Regions from separate parts of the Homo sapiens genome. Here all the other regions are linked to region 1. A link is an interaction called in ENCODE POLR2A ChIA-PET data of the cell type or tissue named here. Cell type or tissue: IMR-90. All regions are shown on one strand. Region 1 overlaps MPV17L-BMERB1 (MPV17L-BMERB1 readthrough). Region 2 overlaps MPV17L-BMERB1 (MPV17L-BMERB1 readthrough). Region 3 overlaps MPV17L-BMERB1 (MPV17L-BMERB1 readthrough).

Region 1 (4,000 bases):
ATCTGCCCTCCTTGGCCTCCCAAAGGGCCGTGATTACAGATGTGAGCTACCATGCCTGGGCCTGTTTTCTAGATGCGTGTTTGCACGCAGGGGGTGTTTGATTAAACCTTTTTTGGAACACTCTTTCAACTCTCAGGGTATCTATGGATCCATTCCATAAAGCCTGGGCCCTCCATTTATTTATTAAGTGTGAAAATTAGTACTTTTGTTTCTATGGCATGACAATTGCCAAGCCAATGTTGTAACACATGAAATGCTGGAGAAAAGAAGAGTCCCCTTAAAAAGAAGACATGCTCTGTTTAACTTCCACACATTTTAAAATATTTTATGTTAAACACTGAGTAGGTGTAAATTAAACAGAATTGAAGAGGGGAGGGAGACTGCAGAACTGGTCTTTTTTAGTTAAGATTGTGTTGACTGCTATTTTAAATTTCAACTATAGTTTTTAGATAAAAGATATGTAATGTGCTATATCAGAGTAGCAAAGAAGGAACGTTTTGAAGTTAGGCTGAATGAGTTCAAACCAGCCTCATTCAGCTGTCACTTGGTAGATTTGTGACCCTGGGAAAATTGCTCAAGGTCTCTGTGTGTCAGTTGCCTCATCTGTGAAATGGGGATAATTGTAGTAATGCGCACTTCGGACTCTTGGAAGATTAGATGAGATAATGTATATAATGCATTTAGCACAGGGCCTCACATGCTGAAAGCGCTCAATCAAGGTTGAATGGTTGTCATAGGAGGACAGAAGGGGATTGCCCCAGCAATATTTGCAGAGGTTATCCCAAACTCACCAGTTACAGCTTTTCATTGCTTCCATTTCTTAGTAAATTCTGGTTAATGATTCTGTACATACTGCCTTCCTCATGGGAACATGTGGAGAAAGGCTTCTGCACCCTTACAAACCATCTAGTATTTTCTCCTTTGAGAAAGGTTCAAAGTAATTGCTCCCAGCCACCTTCAACAGCGTTTTTCCACTAGCAGGGAGGTTTTTTCCCCGCTCAGCTGGAAAATGTATAGTGACATTTCAGCGTGGTTAGATATATAAAAATACTGCTTTCAACCAAGTGTAATTAATTGAGGGAGACATGCAGACAAGGTGCCTTTTGAAAAAGCGCAGAGCTTTTCAGAAACACAGTTGTCTCTGTTGTGGCCATTTCTTGATAGATTTGTATGTGTCTTAAAGGATGATCAAGATTTTGGACAGGGGAAATGGAGGAGTTGGAGGCGGGAGAGGGGAATGCCAGGAGAGGTAATAGCATCAACTGGCTGGGTGTGGTGGCTCATGCCTGTAATCCCAGCACTTTGGGAGGCTGAGGTGGGCGGATCGCTTGAGGTCAGCAGTTCGAGGCCAGCTGTCCCAACATGGTGAAACCCTGTCTGTACTAAAAATACAAAAATTAGCCAGGCGTGGTGATGGGCGCCTATAGTCCCAGCTACTAGGGAGGCTGAGGTGAGAGAATTGCTTGTACTCAGGAGGCAGAGGTTGCAGTGAGCCGAGATTGGACGGCTGCATTCCAGCCTGGGTGACAGAGCAAGACTTAATCTCAAAAAAAAAAAAAAAAAAAAAAAAAATCAACACAGACATAGTGCTGGAAATAAATGCTCTATGAGTAGGAGATTGGAATGAAGTAGAGAGCTCAAACTGCAATCTTTCCATAAGCCCGGGGGAGATGACTACTATTTAAAAGTTCAAAGTTGTGTACTGACTAACAAGCAGATCGTAAAACTGGCCAGCGTTTCAGGTTTCATAAACAGTGTGGAGGCTGAAATAATGCAAATTGCTGGCAATCTATATAATAGATTCTTGGGGAAAGGTTTGAACTATCTTCTGTTTGGTTACATATGCTCATTTTATTATTTTATTTTGGTTTTGCATCATTTCTTTTTTTCTGATTCTAGAAGTAATACATGTACTTTATAAAAAATTTGAATTCATCTGAAATATGAAAATAAAAAGTAAAAAACGACCATCATTTGCTCCCCAGATCCCATTTATTCACTCCATAAATAGGTACTGAGTGCCTTACAAGTGCCAGGAAGTGTTCTAGGGGCTGCAGGTACAGTCTTGAGATTTCTCGACAAAGTCCCTGCCCACATAAAGCTTCTGTTTAGGGGAAGTTAAGACCTGGGTTGAGAGTGAAGGCGTCAAATATTACATAAGCAAACAAGTAAGATGGTTTAGGTCATAGTAAATGTTTCATGGGCATTAATAGGGAAGGGGTACTTTTCATTTGGTGTTCAGGAAGCGCTTCTCTAAGGAGGTGACATTTTGCTGTATCAATAGCAGGAATCCAGGCAGTAAACGTAAAGGCCTTGTGCTAGAGGAAGAGACAGAAGGCCAGGGTGGCTGGAACCCAGTGAGTCAGGGTGAAGGGCAGATGAATCAGAGGGAAGCCAGACTAGGTAGGGCCTTTTAGGTTGTGATTAAAACAAACAAACAAAAAGTCTGAAATTTATTCTCATTGCAGGAGAAACTGCTAAAAAATTTTAATCAAGGGACTAACATGAACTGTTATGTTTTTTGAGGTTTTTTGTTTTTGAGACAGGGTCTCGCTTGTCACCCAGGATAGAGTGCTGTGGTGAGATCTCGGATCACTGCAGCTTCAACCTCCTGGGCTCAATGGATTCTCCCGCCTCAGCCTCCTGAGTAGCTGGAACTACAAGTTCGCATGCCTCTAGAGCCCATTAAAAAAAAAAAAAATTAAGACAGAGTCTCGTTCTCTTGCCCAGGCTGGAGTGCAGTGGTGTGATCTTGGCTTGCTGCAACCTCTGCCTCCTGGGTCCGAGCGATTCTTCTGCCTCCCAAGTAGCTGGGATTACAGGTGCCCACCACCATGCCTGGTTAATTTTTGTATTTTTAGTAGAGATGGGGTTTTTCCATGTTGGTCAGGCTGGTCTCGAACTCTTGACCTCAAGTGATCCACCTGCCTCAGCCTCCCAAAATGCTGGGATTACAGCCGTGAGCCACGATGCCCAGCAGCCCTGTTAGTTTGTGAATTTTTGGTAGAGATGGGGTTTTGCTGTGTTTCCAGGCTAGTCTTGAACTCCTGGGCTCAAAAGCAATCTGCCTGTCTCAGCCTCCCAAAGGGCTGGGACTACAGGCAAGAGCCACTGCGCCCAGCCTGGTTTTTGTTTTTAAAGGGTCATGTTGGGTACTAGATGGGGAATAAGTCCATAGCGGGGCAAGTGATGATCAATGCAAGCAGCATTTGATATAGTCCGTGATTCCTTCCTAATCAATTTTATTTTGGAGAAGTGGTGGCAGTTTCCTTGAGTGTGAAAGGTGTGACAAGGGCCCCATGGGTTGTCCTCTGGAAGATCAAGCACCTGGTTAAGACTTAGGAGAGGGAGGCCGGGCACAGTGGCTGAAGCCTGTAATCCCAGCACTTTGGGAGACCGAGGCAGGTGGATCACCTGAGGTGAGGAGTTTGAGACCAGCCTGGGCAACATGGTGAAACCCCACATCTACCAAAAATACAAAAATTAGCTGGGCGTGGTGGCGCATGCCTGTAATCCTAGCTACTCGGGAGGCTGAGGCGGGAGACTCACTTGAACCAGGGGGCAGAGCTTGCAGTGAGCTGAGGTCACACCATTGCACTCCAGCCTGGGCGACAGAGTGAGACACTGTCTCAAGAAAAAAAAAAAAAAGAATTAGGAGAGGGATAGATTCTGCACTGTCTCTTGACAGGCAACTATGTAAGTTATTGCAAAACTATTATAGCAGTGATATAAATATTACAAATATGATAGTATCTAGAATGTACTTTGAACAAGCCCAATTATTTACACAGTTGAGTAATGTCTGCTCATAACTTTGCTCATAACATTATGTTTTATTTTTGCAAGAGTTTCCTCCTGTGTTAATTGAAGAAAAAATTAATCATGCCTATTCTTGGACTGATTAGTTATTAAACACATATTAATAATAATATCCATTCAATGAGTTTTAGCTATGAACTTGAGCTTATTAAATTCTCATAACAGCCCTATGACATAAGGA
Region 2 (4,000 bases), 110 kb after region 1:
CCTGACAACATCCAATCCAGAGTAAATGCTCACTTCCTTTAAACTGTCCCCCAAAGCACCTAACACAAGCCCAAATTTTCTTTTCTTTTCTTTTTCTTTTTTTTTGAGACGGAGTCTCGCTCTATCACCCAGGCTGGAGTGCAGTGGTGCAATCTCGGCTCACTGCAACCTCTGCCCCCCGGGTTCAAGCAATTCTCCCGCCTCAGCCTCCCGAGTAGCTGGGATTATAGGCACCCGCCACCACGCCTGACTAACTTTTGTATTTTTAGTAGAGACGGGGTTTCACCATGTTGGCCAGGCTGGTCTCGAACTCCTGACCTCAAGTGATCCACCTGCCTCGGCCTCCCAAAGTGCTAGGATTACAGGTGTGAGCCACCACACCTGGCCCCAAATTTTCTAATAAGTGCTTTCTAACACCCTCTTACTGATATCTGCCCACAGCTGATTAGGTGCAAGCTAGCCCAGTACCAATCGATAGAAGACAGTACAGACTCACTAAAGTGATATATGATGGAGAAAATTGTCCCCATCCAGACTTCCCTTAGAGAGAAGACCCGGTGTGGTTGGTGGGAACACTCTGACGCTTCTTTTGGTTAGGGTTGTTGGCCACAAGCAACAGAAATCAACTCTGCCTGACTCAACCAAAAAATGGGATTGTAGAAGGCTATGAGTGGGGATGGGGGCTCAGGAGTCGGAAGGACAGGCTTGGAAATGAGTATGGATCAAGAAAGCCCCAGAGACTGGCCACAGGACCAATCTGGCCAGGAAGCCGCCATTGCTGGACAGCACAAGTCTAATCCCTCCATCCTTTTATCTCTGTCATTTGCTCTGTGGTCAAAGTCTTGGACATGAGCTTCTGATTGGCTGAGTCTGAGGAAGTGGGGGTGCTCCCTTGTTGAACTTCTCTAATAATGACTGACACAGTGAATGCTTTCCCTAAAACTAGGGTTTGGAGGTTGAGCAGCCAAAAATTCCAACTTTTTTCCATTACAGGAGGGAGACACAACCCCACCCAAGACCATGTGTAAGTAACAATAGGTAGTCTGTAAACAGCCTTCCATGGCCAGGAATGGTGGCCAAAGAAGGTCTTCTTTGACAGAGGTCAAAGAAGAGGGTGGGGGCCAGGCACAGGGGCTCACGCCTGTAATCCCAACAATTTGGGAAGCCGAGATGGGAGGATTGCTTTGAGGCCAGAAGTTTGAGACCAGACTGGGCAACATGGTGGAACCCCCTCTCTATAAAAAATATAAAAATTAGCCAAGCATGCTAGGGCACGCCTGTATTTCCAGCCACTCAGGAGGCTGAGGCAGGAGGATGTCTTGAGCCTGGGAGATTGAGGCTGTGGTGAGCCATGATCAAGCAACTGCACTCCAGCCTACATGACAGAGCAAGACCCTGTTTCCCTGTCACAAACAAACAAACAACAAACAAAAACACATACACATAAACCCCGTCGTTCTAAGCAAAGTGAGTCCTGCTATCTGCAGGATTTTGATTTTTTTCCAAGAGCATTATGCTGAACTGGTATCAGAATTAAATTGCTTGGAACAATTGTTCCTGGATCAAACTGAGGGTTGGGCTGCTTATTCTAGTGACCCAATAACGAGATGCAAATAAACTGGGAAAGGAGGGAGTTTCTATTTCTGTTACCAGTTACAGGGAAAAAGCCTGGAAAATACCACCAGACCAACTCAAAATTACAAAGTTTCCCAGAGCTTACATACCTTCTAAACTATATGTCCACGTGTAAGTGTGCGTTCACCTAAAGACCTAAATAATCAGCTTCTTCTAGTCTAACTAAGGTCTGAGTCCTGAAGACCTTCCTCTGAAGCCTCAGTAAATTTACTTAATCTAAATGGGTCCAGTTGCTGGGGTGATTACCCTTATCTTGTCTCCTGCTAAATCATGGAGGTTTGGGGACTTCCTTCACACTCCCAATAAACTTGTTTGTGGAGGCCTGGGGAGTTTCTTCACACCCCCAATAAAACTTGTTTAATCCTAAACGTGTCCTGTTAAGAATTGCCTCGTTATCTCGTCATGTTTCAAGGCCCAGGAAAGGCCTGAGCAAAACTGTTGGAGGATTTCTGTTACATTCCAGCCTTTGTATAAGGGCACTGGCTCTTTTAGCTTTTTTTTTTTTTTTTTGAGACAGAGTCTCGCTCTGTCGCCCAGGCTGGAGTGCAGTGGTGCGATCTCTGCTCACTACAACCTCTGCCTCCTAGGTTCAAGCGATTCTCCTGCCTCAGCTTCCGAGTAGCTGGGATTACAGGCATGCGCCACCATGCCCAGCTAATTTTTGTATTTTTTGTAGAGACATGATTTCACTATGTTGGCCAGGCTGGTCTTAAACTCCTGACATCAGGTGATTCACCCGCCTCTGCCTTCTAAAGTGCTGGGATTGTACAGGCATGAGCCACCATGCCCAGTAGGCTCCTTCAGCTTTGTTTTTTTCTTCTTCTTTTTTTTTTTTTTAGTGACAGAGTTTTGCTCTTGTCGCCCAGGCTGGAGTGCAATGGCAGGATCTCGGCTCACTGCAACCTCCGCCTCCCAGGTTCAAGCGATTCTCCTGCTGCAGCCTCCCAAAGTAGCTAGGATTACAGGTGCCTGCCACCACGCCCAGCTAATTTTTTTTGTATTTTTAGGTGAGACGGGGTTTCACCATGTTGGCCAGGCTGGTCTTGAACTCCTGAACAAGGTGATGCATCCGCCTTGGGCTCCCAAAGTGCTGGGATTACAGGCATGAGTCACTGCCTGCCCAGCCACTTTCAGCTTTTAATGTTTAACTTAACCACACAGTCCCTGCTGAAATAGCTGTCATGGAGGCCTGCGTTAGTGAGACCTGACCTGCCACACAATGAAGGAGATGTTCTTCATTGAGATAATGTGGGTGTCCGAATCAGGATCCACAGGTCAGTGTCCCAGCTCCACCATTGACTAGCTGTGTGATTCCGATGGAGCCACTTAACCTCTCTGAGCTGTGGGATCTTCCTGTATAAAAGAGACAACCACGTAGTGCCCACCTCAAACAGTGGTTATCAGGATTGAGATGATCTGTGTAAAGCATTTAGTGCCTATGAAGCACTTCTTAGTGTATAAAGCACTTAGGGTGTAAAAGGTGCATGGTAAATTCTGTTTGTCGCCCGGGCTGGAGCGCAGTGGCATGATCTTGGTTCACTGCAACTTCTGCCTCCCAAGTTCAAGTGATTCTCCTGCCTCAGCCTCCCGAGTAGCTGGGATTACAGCTGTGCACCACCATGCCTGGCTAATTTTTGTATTTTTAGTAGAGACGGGATTTCACCAGGTTGGCCAGGCTGGTCTTGAACCCCTGATCTCAAGTGATCTGCTGGTCTTGGCCTTTCAAAGTGCTGGGATTACAGGTGTAAGCCACTGCACCCGCCCTGTGCGTGGTGAATTCCGAGTAAATGGTAGCCAAAATCATTGTCATCATCATCGCCACAGGTAACCTTTTCCCCAAATAATACTCAGCTTCTCTTCTAAGTAAACGTTGAATGAATACTTTAGAGTGTTGAAGAAGCACCCCTAAATCTGCCCACTTGTTGATTCTAGCCAGTGATGTTAAATTTTTAGGAATCTGGAGAACCAGTTGTTCAACTGTGGGTAGCTCAAAATCTGCAGCAGTGGGAGTATTTACACCGTGGAAATTGGCAAATGATTCACAGCAAGGCTTCTACCTCCCTCCCCTGCTTCCAGCCAGTTAAACATTCCCCAGCACATCACTCATTCTAGTCCTAGCCTGCCCTACTTTGGGGCATCCAACAGAGATTACTTGCGTTTTCTTTGTGGTTTATCAAGCCCCAGGGTCTCGCTTGCCTACAAAGGAGACCACTAATCACTAGCATGCTGAATAAACATGAAGTTGACTTAAACATTAATTTACTTATTATCAAAAGCTTATCTGCTTCTGCTGGTGCAATGACTCTGATGGGAATTGCCAGTGGTGATGGTAGATAGGTGATGGCTTCAGAGAAGTGTGCTCTGT
Region 3 (4,000 bases), 130 kb after region 1:
TGCAAAAAAAAAAAAAAGCACTCAGCCACAGGCATTCCTTGATAGCAACACTCAGGGGACTAAGATAGGGCCCCATGCTGGTATACAGATGGCACTGCTGAAAGGAGTCAGCAGCCCCGGCCCTTGATGGAGACGCTGAGGAACGAGGCAGAAAGATCAGTGGACTCAGACTCCGAAGGGTCGATTTCTAGTTCTGGTCCTGCCCCCATGAGCTGTGTGTACTCAGTTGAGCCTCTTTACCTGTTTCCGCATGAGTAAAATGAAAATATGATTTCTGTCCTCTGGTTTTTCCTAGGATAGTTGTCAGGAGCAAAGTAAGATACTGGCTCCAAGCTGACCCACTACATCCCTTACCTGCTTCAGTCTTCTTTGTAACATCTGAAATATTGTATTTGGGTTTACCTTCTGTCTCTGCTAGCAAAATGTCATCTTCCTGAGGGCTTGGTCTTCTTTGCTGTTGCAAGCCTCAGAGATGACAACAATGCCCAACATAGTAGATGTTCAATAAAGACGTGCAGGCCAGGTACAGTGGCTCACGCCTGTAATCCCAGCACTTTGGAAGGCCAAGGCGGGAGGATCACTTGAGGCCAGGAGTTCAAGACCAACCTGGTAAACAGCAAGACCCCATCTCTATGAAAATTTTAAAAATTAAAAAAAGTATGAGCTGGGCATGATGGCTGCACAGCTGTAGTGCCAGCTACTTCAGAGGCTGAGGTGGGAAGATCACTTGAGCCCAGGAGTTCAGGGCTGCAATGAGCTATGACTGTGCCTTGGGTGATACAGCAGGACCCTGTCTCAAAAAACAAAACAAGAACAACAAAGACAAAGACACGCAGAGTGAATGTGAACCTGTGTATCACGGGGAAGTTATTTGAAGATACATCTCAACAGCTATGGAAATATCAAGCCCTTTGTACACAGTGATTCCACTTCTGAGAATCTAAACCCCAAATAATCCAACATGGAGAAGAAGCCTTAGAGGAACTGATGTTCATCCTGCAGTGGCCAAAATTGCTCAAACCTGAAAAGCCAGCCTTAGTAATCAAGATGAGGGTGTAATTAGCACAATCCCGATGAATCTCATTTGTGAAATTGCAGACAGCCATTACAAATATTGTTTACAGCAAGATGAGTTAATTTTTGTAGCACACACACAAAACCATAATGTGTAATGCAAAATTATAATGTGTAATGCAAAACTAGGTTGCAAAAGCAACCCAATTACTGAGATGACAGGAGCCAGCACCCACTGTCCCCCATGGCCACACTGTTGGTAATGTCACACATGATCTCTCCGGAGGGCAATTTGGAAATTCCTACTACAATGTAAGTGTTCATGCCACTAGACCCAGCAATTGCATTTCTATGAATCTATCCTAGAAATGTATTAGGAAACAACCCAGATGTCTATGAATAGGGGAATAGTTAAATAAATTATAGTTAAATAGATCACTGTATAATCAGCTGAGTGCAGTGGCTCACGCCTGTAATCCCAGCTACTAGCTACTCTGGAGGCTGAAGCCAGAGAATCACTTGAACCTGGGAGGCAGAGGTTGCGGTGAGCCAAGATCACACCACTGCACTCCAGCCTGGGTGATACAGTGAGACTGTCTAAAAAAAATAAAAATAAAAATAAATTTAAAAAATAAAAATAGATGACTGTATATCAATATAATGGTATACTATGCAGCCACTAAATATGTGGAGATTTGCATATACTGATATGGAAAGATGATCAAGACTATTAAAGATTATTAAATTGAAAAAAGCAAATTGCAAAAAATTTTTGTGCAATAACAATGGTGTCATATATGATATTATAAGCATACGCTTTTTTTTTAAATCTGGAGGAGGCTGGGTGCAGTGGCTCATACCTATATCCCAGCACTTTGAGAGGCTGAGGTGGGAGGATTGCTTGAAGCCAGGAATCCAAGACCAGCCGGGCAACATAACGAGGTCCCTCTCTCTACAAAAAACTGTTTAAAAATTAGCCTGTAGTCCCAGCTACTCCGTAGGGGGCTGGGGTTGGGAGGGGTTGTGCAGAGGTGGGAGGATCCCTTGAGCCCAGGAGTTCAAGTCTGCAGTAAGCTATGATCACGCCACTGCACTCCATCCTGGGCAACAGAGCGACACTCTATCTCCAAAAATAAAAAATAAAAAATTAAACATTTTCAAAATAAAAATGTTTTTAAAAAATCCAGAGGAATACATACTAAACCGTTGACAATGATTCTCTCCGAAGGACAGAGGGAGACTTTCCTCTATGTTGTGAATTTCTGCAGTGTTTAAAAAACGTAAACTTTAGCTGAAAAACGAAACTGAATATGCCATATGAACCCACTTATATAAGCAAACCTAAGTCAGGCACATGAAGACTGGAAGGAGCTCTATCGAGGTGTTATTAACAGTGACTGATGGCCAGGCACCGCGGCTTATGCCTGTAATCCCAGCACTTTGGGAGGCTGAGGTGTGCAGATCACTTGAGGCCAGGAGTTTAAGACCAGCCTGGCCACCATGGTGAAACCCTGTCTCTACTAAAAATACTACTAAAAATACAAAAAAAGTTAGCTGGGCATGGTGGCAGGCACCTATAATCCCAGTTACTTGGGAGGCTGAGGCAGGAGAATCGCTTGAACCCGGAAGGTGGAGGTTGCGGTGAGCCGAGATCATGCCACTGCACTCCAGCCTGGGCAACAGAGTGAGACTCTGTCACAAACAAACAAACAAACAAAAAACAGTGATCATTTCTAGGTGGTGGGATAATTGAGCAGTGTTTGGCTTTTTCCTTTTGAGGGAAAACCTCTACAATGAGCATGTATGGCCTCTTCAAAAGATAACCCACCTTTAATAGCTTCTTTGTGTTAACCGGGTGATGCTCAGGGCGTAATGCTCTGCTGATGTAACCTGCTGTTGATGGTGTCCTGTTTCCCCAGGATGGATGACATCCAGCTCTGCAAGGACATCATGGACTTGAAGCAGGAGCTGCAGAACTTGGTCGCCATCCCAGGTAACCATTTGCAACTTCACCTTGTGCTAAACAGGTGCTTGGGGGCCCCCAGCCTGGCCCATCTGTACGCCTGGGTCTGGAAGACAGAGCCTCATTCTTGCAATGCAGTGCTCCCTGACTGCATGTGTCAAACACAACTTCGAGTCAGGAAGACCTGGGTTCAAGTCCTAGTGAATTCTGGTCACCTTCTTGTCCTTGGACAAGTCACTGTACTTCTCTGAGACTCAATTTCTCCTCCTCTGAAAATTGGCTAGTAATAGTAAGAGGGTCTAATTCATTGAGTATAAATATCCTAAAGAGGCTGGGCACGGTGGCTAATGCCTGTAATCCCAGCACTTTAGGAGGCTGAGATGGGTGGCTTACTTGAGGTCAGGAGTTTGAGGCCAGCCTGGCCAACATGGCAAAACCCCATCTCTACTAAAAATACAAAAATTAGCCAGGTGTGGTGGCACACACCTGTAATCCCAGGTAACCGGCAGGCTGAGGCAGGAGAATCACTTGAGCTTGGGAGGTGGAGGTTGCAGTGAGCTGAGATTGTGCCATTGCACTCCAGCCTGGGCAACACAGCGAGACACTGTCTCAAAAAAATATATAATTAAATTAAATTAAATATCATAAAAATCGATGAGATGATGCAAACTAAGTGCTTAGCTTGATATTTGGCCTCAAGAGTCCAGTAAATATTAGCAATTATGACCATTATTATCCTACTTGGGAACAGATGAAGTGTGTACAAACTCTAACTTTGAAGTCACCCCAGATTTGGTAGTTAATAATGCCTGACTTATTTGGCATCTTCTCCAAAAAATTTTCCCCTGCCCATCAGGCTGTGTTAGTTGCCCTCTGTGGGGCTTACCCTTATCAAAATGCTAGTCCCAGGCCAGGCATGGTGGCTCACGCCTGTAATCCCAGCAGTTTAGGAGGCTGAGAGGGCAGATCACTTGAGTTCAGGAGTTTGAGAACAGCCTGGCAAACATGGTGAAACCCCATCTC

What was found. Peaks named below come from ENCODE experiments on the same cell type or tissue, not always from the same donor. Only the 100,000 strongest peaks of a DNase experiment are listed, where the experiment ranks them.
Region 2: POLR2A ChIA-PET joins it to region 1 with 7 read pairs; 4 of 35 experiments call an interaction of 5 or more read pairs at or near these places.
Region 3: POLR2A ChIA-PET joins it to region 1 with 7 read pairs; 3 of 35 experiments call an interaction of 5 or more read pairs at or near these places.

Annotation. Positions count from the first base shown.
Region 1 is chr16:15,438,699-15,442,698 of GRCh38, forward strand. The region is part of intron 1 of MPV17L-BMERB1 (MPV17L-BMERB1 readthrough); the gene reads left to right. All of the region lies in intron 1 of BMERB1 (bMERB domain containing 1), which reads left to right. Among named protein-coding and RNA genes, the nearest start is that of BMERB1, 6.1 kb to the left of the region's middle. In IMR-90, no CTCF peak of the experiment used is centred here; DNase peaks (open chromatin) are centred at 1,673 and 2,363; H3K27ac peaks cover 1,109 bases.
Region 2 is chr16:15,544,886-15,548,885 of GRCh38, forward strand. The region is part of intron 2 of MPV17L-BMERB1 (MPV17L-BMERB1 readthrough); the gene reads left to right. All of the region lies in intron 2 of BMERB1 (bMERB domain containing 1), which reads left to right. Among named protein-coding and RNA genes, the nearest start is that of MIR6506, 64 kb to the right of the region's middle. In IMR-90, no CTCF peak of the experiment used is centred here; no DNase peak of the experiment used is centred here.
Region 3 is chr16:15,565,050-15,569,049 of GRCh38, forward strand. It overlaps MPV17L-BMERB1 (MPV17L-BMERB1 readthrough), which reads left to right. Exons shown (of 6, transcript NM_001414674.1): 3 at 2,934-3,007. It overlaps BMERB1 (bMERB domain containing 1), which reads left to right. Exons shown (of 6, transcript NM_033201.3): 3 at 2,934-3,007. Among named protein-coding and RNA genes, the nearest start is that of MIR6506, 44 kb to the right of the region's middle. In IMR-90, no CTCF peak of the experiment used is centred here; no DNase peak of the experiment used is centred here.